Linked DNA regions of Mus musculus: region 2 is linked to region 1. The links are chromatin loops, found by intact Hi-C in ENCODE. Cell type or tissue: gastrocnemius. All regions are shown on one strand. Links, peaks and the distances in the headings refer to the core of each region. The heading gives the core; the rest is flanking DNA.

Region 1 (5,371 bases), core at 198-5,197:
GCGGCATGACCCTGATGTGTGCTCCTTGCATGTCCCCTAGGTGTGCTAGGCATGTTCTGTGTATGTCCTTGGCATGTTAGCCTGGAAACATCGGGGTGCATGTTCCACTTGTGCCACGATGGGCACATGTTCAAGAAGTGCCCTCCTTGAGGCATGCCTTGGCACACCCCCCTGCCTCGTGGACCCCTCCCTCAGGTGGTGGACATCATGAGGGTGAATGTGGACAAGGTCCTGGAGCGGGACCAGAAGTTGTCGGAGCTGGATGACCGTGCAGATGCCCTCCAGGCAGGGGCCTCCCAGTTTGAAACAAGTGCAGCCAAGCTCAAGCGCAAATACTGGTGGAAAAACCTCAAGGTAAAGGGGAGGAGATGGGGACAGGTTGGGAGGGGCAGTGGGGAAGTAGGGTGTCACTGTGTCATTCACCTCCCTCTCACTCTTAGATGATGATCATCTTGGGAGTGATCTGCGCCATCATCCTCATCATCATCATCGGTGAGTGGGGCCAGAGGCCAGGGCCCCTCCCCTGGGGAGGTAGAGGCTTTCCCTGGGGAGCCTGGGCTTTGAAGGTCACTAACCTAGTTTTTACTCTGCAACCAAAACACACTTTGCTGCTATTGGCAGTTCTGACTCATTTAGAGCCCAAAACTTGAGTGTTGTATAGCCCTGCTTTCCCTGGTTATGGGTCAATCCGGTTAAGATTTTGGGACTAGGAATACCGGGTGGGGTCCTGGTGTTCGTCTAGGAACCCTTTGAGCCTAAAAGCTCCATCTGGGGATTCTAAAACGGGAGTAGGAGACAGGAAAGGGTGAGGTCTCGAACACCAACCACCAGGATACCACTTACTCCACTGTTTGAAAGCTACCGTCACATACCCAGTGCATTAAAGGTTTTATGCCCCTTTGTCCAGCCGTGGAGTTTAAGGGACCTCAATACCCACTTGCCAAGTCCCTTTGAAGAAACTGAGGCTGAGAGGGAAGGGATGTCAGCCAGTGGGGGAGTGGGGAGGCTTGGAACAGGGCCAGGCCTGACACACTGCTTTCTTTCTCTTTCTCCCCCTCTCCTCGTCCTCCTTTCTCCCCCTCTCCCTCGTCCTCCTCTTGCCCTCTCTCCACAGTTTACTTCAGCACTTAAATCCCTGAGGAGTCTGCCCTGCCTAAGAAGGGCCTCTCCCCCACCCCCAGCCGTTCCTCCACCTCTCAGCCATATCTTTCAGCCCCCTCCCTTGGATCCGTGTGTGTGTGTGTGTCCGTGTGTGTGCCCCCTGTAAATAGCCAGCTGTTATTTATACATATATAATATTATATATATTTGGTCTGTTTGTAGTTTTATTACTAGAAGATTTTTTCCGGTTGTCCTTAACACCCCTTCCTGAGGTTCCCATCACCTCTCTCTCACCCTCTGTCCCTTTTCCTCTTTCCTGATCAGCCCCAAGTCCCTTCATTTGCATCTGCTATGCAATAGCCCCTCTCCTCCTTCCCTTGGATTTAACCGATCTTTCCCTTATCTTCCCTGTACAATCCCAGGCCCTCCCAAAACAAAAGCAAACCCCACAGAAACAAACAGAACACCCCACCTGTCTAGGCTTCCCTAGGCTGCATCTTTGTATCCCTTGGGAGGCTCTGAGACTGGTTCCACTTGGTCCTAAGAATCCCAAGATTTTCTGGGAGCTTCCAACATGTTGATTAGCATATCATTTGCATACGCTGTCTGTTTCATTTTGTTTTGTTTGTTAGTTTTTTGTTTCCTTTCTGATCCATCACTCTTCACTCTTCTGTGTTTTTTCTTTCTTTCTTTTCGGAAGAGTCAGTCTCCATTGGTCCTCTTACCACACTTTTATTAGCACGACATTATCTGCAGGTGGTGGGGAGTCTGGACTTTTGGGGAACCAGGCTGCTCTGGACCCCAAGGTTTCCTCCTCCCAACCCCTCTAGTCTAGTTTGCTTCCCTTACCCCGTTTCCCACACCTCTTGTACCCTCCTCTCCCTCCCCCAGCTGGTGTGTAAGTGTCTTGGAGTTCAGTGTGTTATGATGGACCAATAATTCTGCCACTCGGGGTCTCTCCCTACATTCCTGCTCCCCAGTTTTCATGTGGGGCACTCAACTGACATTCCCAGGGGGTCTCGCTCCCTCCCATCTGCCTGATCTGCTGCCTCCTCCCATCAGGAGAACTGGGGGCCGACCACAATCTGGTTCTTTGAGGAGGGGTGGCTCCAGTGTGTGGGGGTCATCACTGCCTTGGGGAGGAGTGGGACAAAACAGAATCCCCCTAATTCCTGCCTGAAGTCTCTGGCCTCATCCTTGCTAGAGGTTCGACTGAAAACTTTCCTCCCCAGTCTGGGGGGGGGGTATTACCCCCATCACTGCCCAGCTCCTCTGACTGCCCCCCTGTATTCAGGGTGGGGGTACTAGTCACTGCCAATATGTGTTGGGACTTGCTGGAGGATGGGGATCCTCGTCCTTCTCCAGGGCTGTTGAGCCCAGAGAGAGAGAGTGTGAGAGAGAAAGCAAGCTATTTCCTTGTTGAGTACAATGATAGAGGAAGGATCTAATCTTTTTAAATGGCACAGTTTTAGGGATCTGAGGGTACAGCCCCTTAACCTGCCTTGGGGGGGGTTGTTCCCCAAACTCTTGCCCCCCACACACCAGGTTTTCTGTGTGGAGGGGAACCAAGGAGATCTAAACTGTGGTGTGAAAGGGTAGGAGAGATGCTGGGGGTGGGGGTGCTTGTGTTTTAGACCCCCAATATTATCCCAGTGTCCCCTGCCTTCCTTCTTCCCCTGCCCCATGCCCCCAATTCTGTGGCGCATCCAGATTGTGAAAATGTACAATAAACGTGTAATGAGTAACCATATGGTGTCCAAAATCTTTTTCTTAATCAGTAATAAGAATATTGGATTTTCAGATATGGAGTGGTTGAAAGATTCTTTGGTAAGAGCTGGCTGGCCTGTTGCAGGAGGCCCTGACCTTGGGCCCTGGCAAAGTGTAATTCCCGAAGTGGCCACAGGGGGCACCAGCAGACGAGAATCAGAAGTATCACTAAAGAAAGTACCTGATGTCTAAGAGGCAGGTGAACTCTGCAGTCTGGGATTACCAGCTTCCCACTACCGGCCTAGAGTGAGCTGCTACCACAGAACTCCTTTATCTCCTAAATGTCACTGCTAGCTATTCCTTAGGTTCTCTCATAGCCCTGTACTCCTGGACCACTTCTGTGGGGGCATGTCTTCCCCTGTCCATTTCAGTGCCGTACATCCAGATGGGCCGATGAATGCTTGAAAGGATCAGCCTGATGAGGCAAAGCTGACTGTGGCATAAAGCTAGCTATAGATGGCACACTACCCTTGCACTGCGTTGTGTAACTCTTACTCCCGAACTCTTGAACTGGAAGCATCACTACCCCTTTGTACTTCAGCAACATCACTGAGATATAGCTATATAGGAAGTAGGTAGCATTTCTGGTTGCCCTCTGTATTCAGGGCACGAGGGACTAATCACTGCTAGTGAGTGTGGTACTTGCTGGATCACAGTGATCTTTGACTTTCCAGGGCAGTTGAATAGAGATCGGGGTGGGAGGATTGGCTAAGAACCACTAGAGGGCCAGGTGTGGTACAGGCCTTTAATCCAAGCATAAAGGAGGTGGGGACAGGCTGATCTCTTGACTGTGAGTCTAGCCTGGTCTACATAATGAGGCCCTGTCTAAAAAAAAAAAAAAAAAAAATTAAAAAAAAAGAAAACAAAATTTTTTGAGACAGAATTTTATTATGTAACACTGGCTGTCCTGGAACTCACTGTGTAGATTAGGCCTGGAATACACACTTGACTGCCTGTTGAGGCTGGGATTAAACATGTGCATCATCATTAGCTAGCCAAGAAATAAGGACTATTAGAGAGCTGGGGGCGAGGGGCGGGGGATGGTGCATACTTTTAAGCCCAGTATTTGGGCGGTAGTGGCATATGGATCTCTGTGAGGTTAAGGCCAGCCTGGTATACAAAGAGTCCAGAACAGCCAGGACTATGTTACACAAAGGAATCCTGTCTTGAGAAAAAAAAAATTAGAACTATTTTTTTTTTTTTTTTTTTTTTTGGTTTCTCTGTGCAGTCCTGGCTGTCTTGGAACTCACTCTGTAGACTAGGTTGGCCTCGAACTCAGAAATCTGCCTGCCTCTGCCTTCCAAGTGCTGGGATTAAAGTCGTGCACCACCATGCCCAGCTTAGAAGTACTTTTAAAAATAGATTTTCAGGGGCTGGAGAGATGGCTCAGCAGCTAAGAGCACTGACTGCTCTTCCAAAGGTGCTGAATTCAATTCCCAGCAATCACATGTTGACTCACAACCATCTAGAAATGGATCCGATGCCCTCTTCTGGTGTGTCTGAAGACAGCTACAATGTACTCATACAAATCTTAAAAACAAACAAACAAAAATTAGATTTTCAAAGTTGGGCAGAGCCAGGTGGATTGGCAATCTCCAGGTTTGGGGGCAGCCAGGTCTACAGAGTGAGTTCTAGAACAGCCAGAGCAACACAGAGAAACCCTGTCTGGGCCGGGCAGTGGGGGCACACGCCTTTAATCCCAGCAGAGGCAGGTGGATTTCTGAGTTCGAGGCCAGCCTAGTCTACAGAGTGAGTTCCAGGACAGCCAGGGCTACACAGAGAAGCCCTGTCTCGAAGAAAAAAGAAAAAAAGAAGAAAGAAACCTGTCTGGAATACACCCCCCGCCCCGCAAAAGGGTGTCATTGGAAATTATTTCAGAGGTTCTAAAGTACTGAGGTGTCTTACAGCCTATCCTAAATTCTACCTTTATGGAGAGTTTAAATAAGGCTTTTTGCATTTAATTCTTGGAATTACTTCTAGGTTTAATGTCTCCATAGGCCTTACAATACCAAGCTACCTTTATGGTGTCAGAGACCTGGGTTCAGACTTTAGCTCTTTTATCAATATACATAATCTAATTCCGACAGATTACGTAACCTCTCAGCCTCTTTTGTGAGGTTATGGGTAGTGAGCCGGCCTTCTTGGGAGTCTGCAAGAAGGGGCTGGCCAGCCAGGCCCAAAGAAAATAAATAGGAGGCGACTGTCATTTCACCGTCATTGTCATGCAATCTAATGATATCTTCAGTGTAGTGCTCAGATTTTTAAGCTTTGGGGATCACTAGAGACACAAAGCTCAGGCACCAGAAACCTCTTGTAATGCCAGAGTCTCCAAAGTATGCCCACTACGCCATAGCCTGTCAGATCTACGCCTGCGTACAAGTCGCTCGGCACGCCTGCGCAGACTCCGCAGTATTGGGTAAGTGTCGTCAAGGAAAATCCCCAGCTTCTGGGTAAACAAGTTGCCGCGTGAGCCAGCCTGCACGTGTTCCCTACAGCTCTGAGC
Region 2 (5,346 bases), core at 1-5,000, 890 kb after region 1:
AGTAGTATTTTTCTTTTAATTTTTTAAAAATTGAACATGCATTAGTGGTTTTGAGTGTATTCATGTCTGTGTGAAGGTATCAGATGTCCTTGATCTAGAGTTACAGATAGTGAGCATGTGAGTGCTGAGAATTGAACCCAGGTCCTCTGGAAGAGCCGTCAGTGCTCTTTATCACTGAGCCATCTTTCCAGCCCCTATTATTTTATTTTCTGAGACGGGATCTCACTAGGTTTCCTTGGCTGGCTTGGAATTCACTACGTAGACCAGGCTGGCCTTGAATTCATAAGAGATCTGCCTGTCTCTGCCTCTCAAGTGCTGGTATCCTGTCTTCAAACCACACGAGTCTCTTTACATATGCTACCACGACCATCTGGGTAGTGACAATTGACCCTAGAGTCTGGTAGGTGTGGTGACACATGTCTTTAATCCCAGCACTCAGGAACCAAGGCGGTGGATCTCTGGGAGTTTGAGTCCAGTCTGACCTACAGAGGACTACAATACACTGAAGACTACACAGAGAAACCCTGTCTTGAAAAAACATACGAAACCAAACCAAACCAAAAGCACTGGCCACCACTGCTCAGTTAAGAGATCTAAAGATCGCCAGGGCCAAAAAGGGGGAGTGGGTGGGTGGGTATGGGGGACTTTTGGTATAGCATTGGAAATGTAAATGAGCTAAATACCTAATAAAAAATGGAAAAAAAAAGATCTAAAGATCAATTTTGCTAAACACACGAATTCTTCACTGGATTCTACACATAATGCAAATAAGATGAAGGCTTGGTATCCTGTCTTCAAACCACACGAGTCTCTTTACTTCAATTCTTGAATTAGACTCCACTCACTTCAGCACTTTAGACATGTTAGTCATTTTAAAAAACTGTTTATTTTGGGACTGGAGAGATGGCTCATTGGGTAAGAGCACTGGCTACTCTTCCAGAGGTCTTGAGTTCAATTCCCAGCAACCACATGGTGGCTCACAACCATCTATAATGAGATTTGATGGCCTCTTCTGACACACAGGTGTATATGCAGATAAAGCACCCATATACATAAAATCTATAAATCTTAAAAAGAAAACCATACGTATGTATACATATGTGTTTGTGTGTATAAGTACACTGTAGCTATCTTCAGACACACCAGAAGAGGGCATCAGGTCCCATTACAGATGGTTGTGAGCCACCATGTGGGTGCTGGGAATTGAACTCAGGACCTCTGGCAGAGCACTCTTCTGATTTCTGCAAACACCAAGACATACCCCGGCCCACAAATATAGGCAAAACACTCACACACAAAAGATAAAAGCAAAGAAGCAAAACAAAGCTTTTAAAGTAATTTTGTCTTTCTAGCAGATAATTGTGGAAACATCTCAAGGAAACAATTATTTAGATAACTGTGGTTATTTGTGCCTTTTAAAGAATAAGATGTATTTGCTCTATGTTTATTATTTATTTAGAGACACTCTCACTATGTAGCCCTAACTGGTGTGGAACTCTTCTCTGTAGACCAGGCTGGCTTCAGATTCGAGAGATATGCCTGTATCTCCCTTGAATGCAGGGATTAAAAGTGTGTGCTATTGCCAGCCGTGATGGCGCACGTCTTTAATCCCAGCAGTAGGGAGGCAGAGGCCAGCCTGGTCTACAGAGTTCTAGGACAGCCAGGGCTATACAGAGAAACCCTGTCTCATAAAGCCCAAAAAAGTGTGTGCTATTACAGTGATCTTATGCCATTTTTTTAAATTGAAGAAATCTTATAAATTGGACATGTGGCATGTAACATAGTCACAGCATAGGGGAGGATGAGGCAGGATATGAGGCTGGGAGTTAAGAGGTTACTGTGGACTACACAGTGAGTTGTAACGCAGCCTACACCACATAATGAGATCCGCCCCATAATGAGATCAATTAAAAAAAAAAAAAAACAACAACCAAAAAACAAAATGTCCTTTTCTGAGAAAAATAAAATAAAATGGGCAAAAAAGTTCTATCCAAAGGTTAATTTAGCCTACTACTCTTTGGAATTAGTATGTTCCTTTATCCTGCCTTGTGTTTTCAGTTCAATTCTAGCATCTATAGTCTTGAGCCTTATAATAAGGCCTAGAACAAACCAACTCCAAGGACACTTATATAAAAGATGATGACATCAACTTTAGAAGAAACTCAAGTGTTTCTTGGTTGACTATGCATTAACGTGCAAACATTAAAGCCAGAATGCTTATGTATATACAGCAAACTATCTAAGCGTTTACTGCTCTCTTTTGTTGAGTGAGCAACAGCCTCATTCATGTCCCTTCAGTCAAGCCGGCAAGCTGGTGCTAAAGTCTCTAAAAAAAACCCATCTCGCTAGTCTTTTAATTTTTACTGTTCCAAACCCTACGATACCAGTTTCTCCACAGTATGAGATTCTGTGCTGTCTGTTGAAGAGACGTCCTTAGCAGCTGTAGTCCGAATGAAACCTGTTTTAATGTATACTCACCGGCTGTTGACATCAGAGTCGAAACCTTCGCGAAACTCTTCTTCGCTCACTTCACAGCCCAGAACGTGGACCTGCTCCCCACTAAGGCAGAGATGAAGGAAATATATTGAAGAGTGGGGGTACCGGCTCCCTTTCCGGGAAGGAGAGGAGAAACTGTGGGCTAACTCACCGAAGTGCAGATTTCTTGATAAGAGCCTTCAGGAGACTACGCCCTTCCCACTCCACGGAATCTGGGGAGAGCCAAGGATGGGTGAGACCTACTGAGCCCTCAGGGCTCCGACCACGACTTCCACCCCTAGCTGGGTATCCATCCCCAGCGGGTCCTCCAGGCTCCCGCTCCTTCAGCCAAGCCCAAGGCTACCACCGCATGCCTTGATCCCTCACCTCGCAAAAGCACCAAACCACCGATGGCCAACAACGAGTCCAGCATCTCTGACGCCTCAGGACGCCTTCTGATGTCGTCACCACCGAGGAGGCGGGGCACTTACGATTGCTTCCAACCTTAAAGGACCGCAAAGTCCGGAAAGAGGAGCCTGGTTTTTTTATGCTCCGTATTCTCAGGGGGCTTACACGGAGGGGCCGCTCCAGAGTCTCTGTACACAGTCCTAGAGACAACATCCTTAATCTACTCTTGCACCATGACTGGAGCCAGAAGGGCCGTTGGAACAGTTATCAGTGGGATGGGGACAAGGACAGAGGTCTCACGAGCTCCAATCCCGAAGAAGGTTCGAACCTGGGAATAAATGATGTCACTCGGCCCCGCCCACACGGCGCCTGGCTTCTCTCCAGGTCCCGCCCCGCAGTAACCTAGTGCGCGTGCGTAACGCTGCACCCCGGGGTCAGAGCAGAGAGCTTTCCTTAACTTTCCCCTCCCTCCTCAGAATGAATTGAGGGAAACAGCAATCCCGGGGAAGTGAATACACGTCACTACCGGAAGTAATGTCAGAGGGGAAGAGGAGGAGGGAAGAGAGGAGGGAGCCCTTTGGGCGGTAAAATGGCGCCTGTCAGAGTGGGAAGCCTAGCTGCAGAGGCTGCAGCCCCGCTCCTCAGCGGCTAAGCGATCCTGACCTCGGGGAGGGGGAGGCCACTCCGGCCCAGCGATCCGTGCCCTTCGGCTCCCCCTCCCCCTCCTCCCCAGCTCCTGCGCCCAGGGGGCCCCCGAGAATCGCCGCGGCCCACCGCGCGCCGCCGCCGCCCCCGCCCGCCCCCTTCCCGGGGCAGACCCCTAGCGCGCCTGCGCAGAAGGCCACCCTTCGCTTCCCCCTTCCCCTCCCATCTCCCTCCCTCCCTTTTCCCTAGCCCCCTCCCCCACTGCCCCCTCCCCCAATTCTCCATCCCCTTCCCTCCTGGTCTCAGAGGACCCTGTCCTAGCCCGACCTGTTTCGGCCTGCAGCCCACGCGAAGTCGTCGGTGCCACTTCCCGCTCATGTGGGCCCCCGCGGGCTGCCCACGCCAGTCCCCCAGTTCCCGGTTCCGCTGGGCTTTCCCTTCGCTGGGGGTGGCTTTCTAAGCCACCCACTCCGTGCTCATCTCTGCAGCCTCTCCTGCCGCTCGGGGCCCCCGTTCCCCCTCCCTGCGGCGGGGGGCTGCCCCCGGGGGGCTGGCGGAGCTGGGCCGCGGGGGCCCCGGGGCCGGCGGTGCCGGGGTCATCGGGATGATGCGGACGCAGTGTCTGCTGGGGCTGCGCACGTTCGTGGCCTTCGCCGCCAAGCTCTGGAGCTTCTTTATTTACCTTTTGCGGAGGCAGATCCGCACGGTGAGTTTGCTTGGGTGCTGCCAGTGGTGGGGTCCTCTGTCCGCGGTGCTCGCGGAATTTTGGATAGTGCTGGGCCTCTGCTTTGGGCCTAGGAAGGGAGCCTTGGCCAGAGCTTTACCCGCTGGAGAAGTAGGACACCTTTAAGCAAGGTTCAGCCCTTAATAAAAGAACCATGATTTTTACTGGGTTTGCTTTCTTTCTTAATCTGCCTAAATGGGATAGGATTTGGCAGTTCTCGGGGGCTAGAATGGTGCTCTCCTTACGAAAGCTAGAGTTGTTGCTAAAGAAAGAAGAGGCCGGGAACACCTGTTTGCTGGTAGCCAGAACTATTGATATGGGCTTTGGAAAGACCCTCCTGTTGAAAGTCAGACTCCTTTGTCAGTGGTGTGGGTGGGTAGAAGGGCATATGGAGCAGGAATTGGAACTTGAGGAAAAGCCTTGGGTGTGAAGGAGCTCCTCCAAAAAGGCTCTGGAATTCTCTAGCTTGTGTGTATGGGCTTATTATTAAGACCCTGGGACAGAAAACGATGCTTTTCCAATAGGCATCTTTAGTTGTCAGATGCACATTAAAGTTGGGTGTCTCATTAGACAAGCTGGCTGTTAGCTGGAGAGCTTGCATCTGAAGGTGGGCATGTTTCTCCAGGCGACTCTAGCGATTATGAAGGGATACTTGGAGTGTAGAGACTGTTTGGATGAACCCAGGTATCTCTGGGTTCTCTCCCTCAAGCTTTTCTCCAAGGTAAACATTGTTTCAGCTACCATTCCTCCCCGCCGCCCCTGCCCCCAGCCCTGGCTGTCCTGGAACTCACTTTGTAGACCAGGCTGGCCTCGAACTCAGAAATCCACCTGCCTCTGCCTCCCCAGTGCTGGTATCAAAGGCGTGCGCCATCACGCCTGGCTTACCATCACTTCTTAATGAACATGCCCTCTGGAGTAAATCTCCTGAAGTCAGATTCTGGGGGGAAATGACTGAGTAGCATGCAGGCTTTGGCAGCCCAGGTCAGAATTCCCAGAAGGACCTTGGTGGTTCTGGTAGAAGAGGTGACTGAGGTGGCTTGGACTTCAGTTCCTTCTCTAGCAGTCTGTTTATTTCTTCCACTTCCTGCTTTAGG

Evidence for each region. Hi-C counts contacts between places; a loop is a spot of excess contacts. Peaks named below come from ENCODE experiments on the same cell type or tissue, not always from the same donor. Only the 100,000 strongest peaks of a DNase experiment are listed, where the experiment ranks them.
Region 2: a loop joins it to region 1, with 4 times the contacts of the local background. A loop is called at or near these places in 4 of 42 quality-filtered maps.

The regions. Positions count from the first base shown.
Region 1 is chr11:69,089,536-69,094,906 of GRCm38, forward strand. It overlaps Vamp2 (vesicle-associated membrane protein 2), which reads left to right. Exons shown (of 5, transcript NM_009497.3): 3 at 196-354; 4 at 441-492; 5 at 1,115-2,846. The coding sequence ends at 1,131. Among named protein-coding and RNA genes, the nearest start is that of Vamp2, 3.7 kb to the left of the region's middle. In gastrocnemius, for the core only: a CTCF peak has its summit at 2,988; a DNase peak (open chromatin) is centred at 2,998; H3K4me3 peaks cover 1,984 bases; H3K27ac peaks cover 5,000 bases.
Region 2 is chr11:69,977,352-69,982,697 of GRCm38, forward strand. Elp5 (elongator acetyltransferase complex subunit 5) reads right to left here and starts at 3,884. Exons shown (of 9, transcript NM_018740.2): 1 at 3,856-3,884; 2 at 2,863-3,211; 3 at 2,648-2,708; 4 at 2,479-2,559. The coding sequence starts at 2,908. Ctdnep1 (CTD nuclear envelope phosphatase 1) reads left to right here and starts at 3,817. Exons shown (of 8, transcript NM_026017.2): 1 at 3,817-4,234. The coding sequence starts at 4,133. In gastrocnemius, for the core only: no CTCF peak of the experiment used is centred there; DNase peaks (open chromatin) are centred at 2,959, 3,281 and 3,649; H3K4me3 peaks cover 3,081 bases; H3K27ac peaks cover 2,867 bases.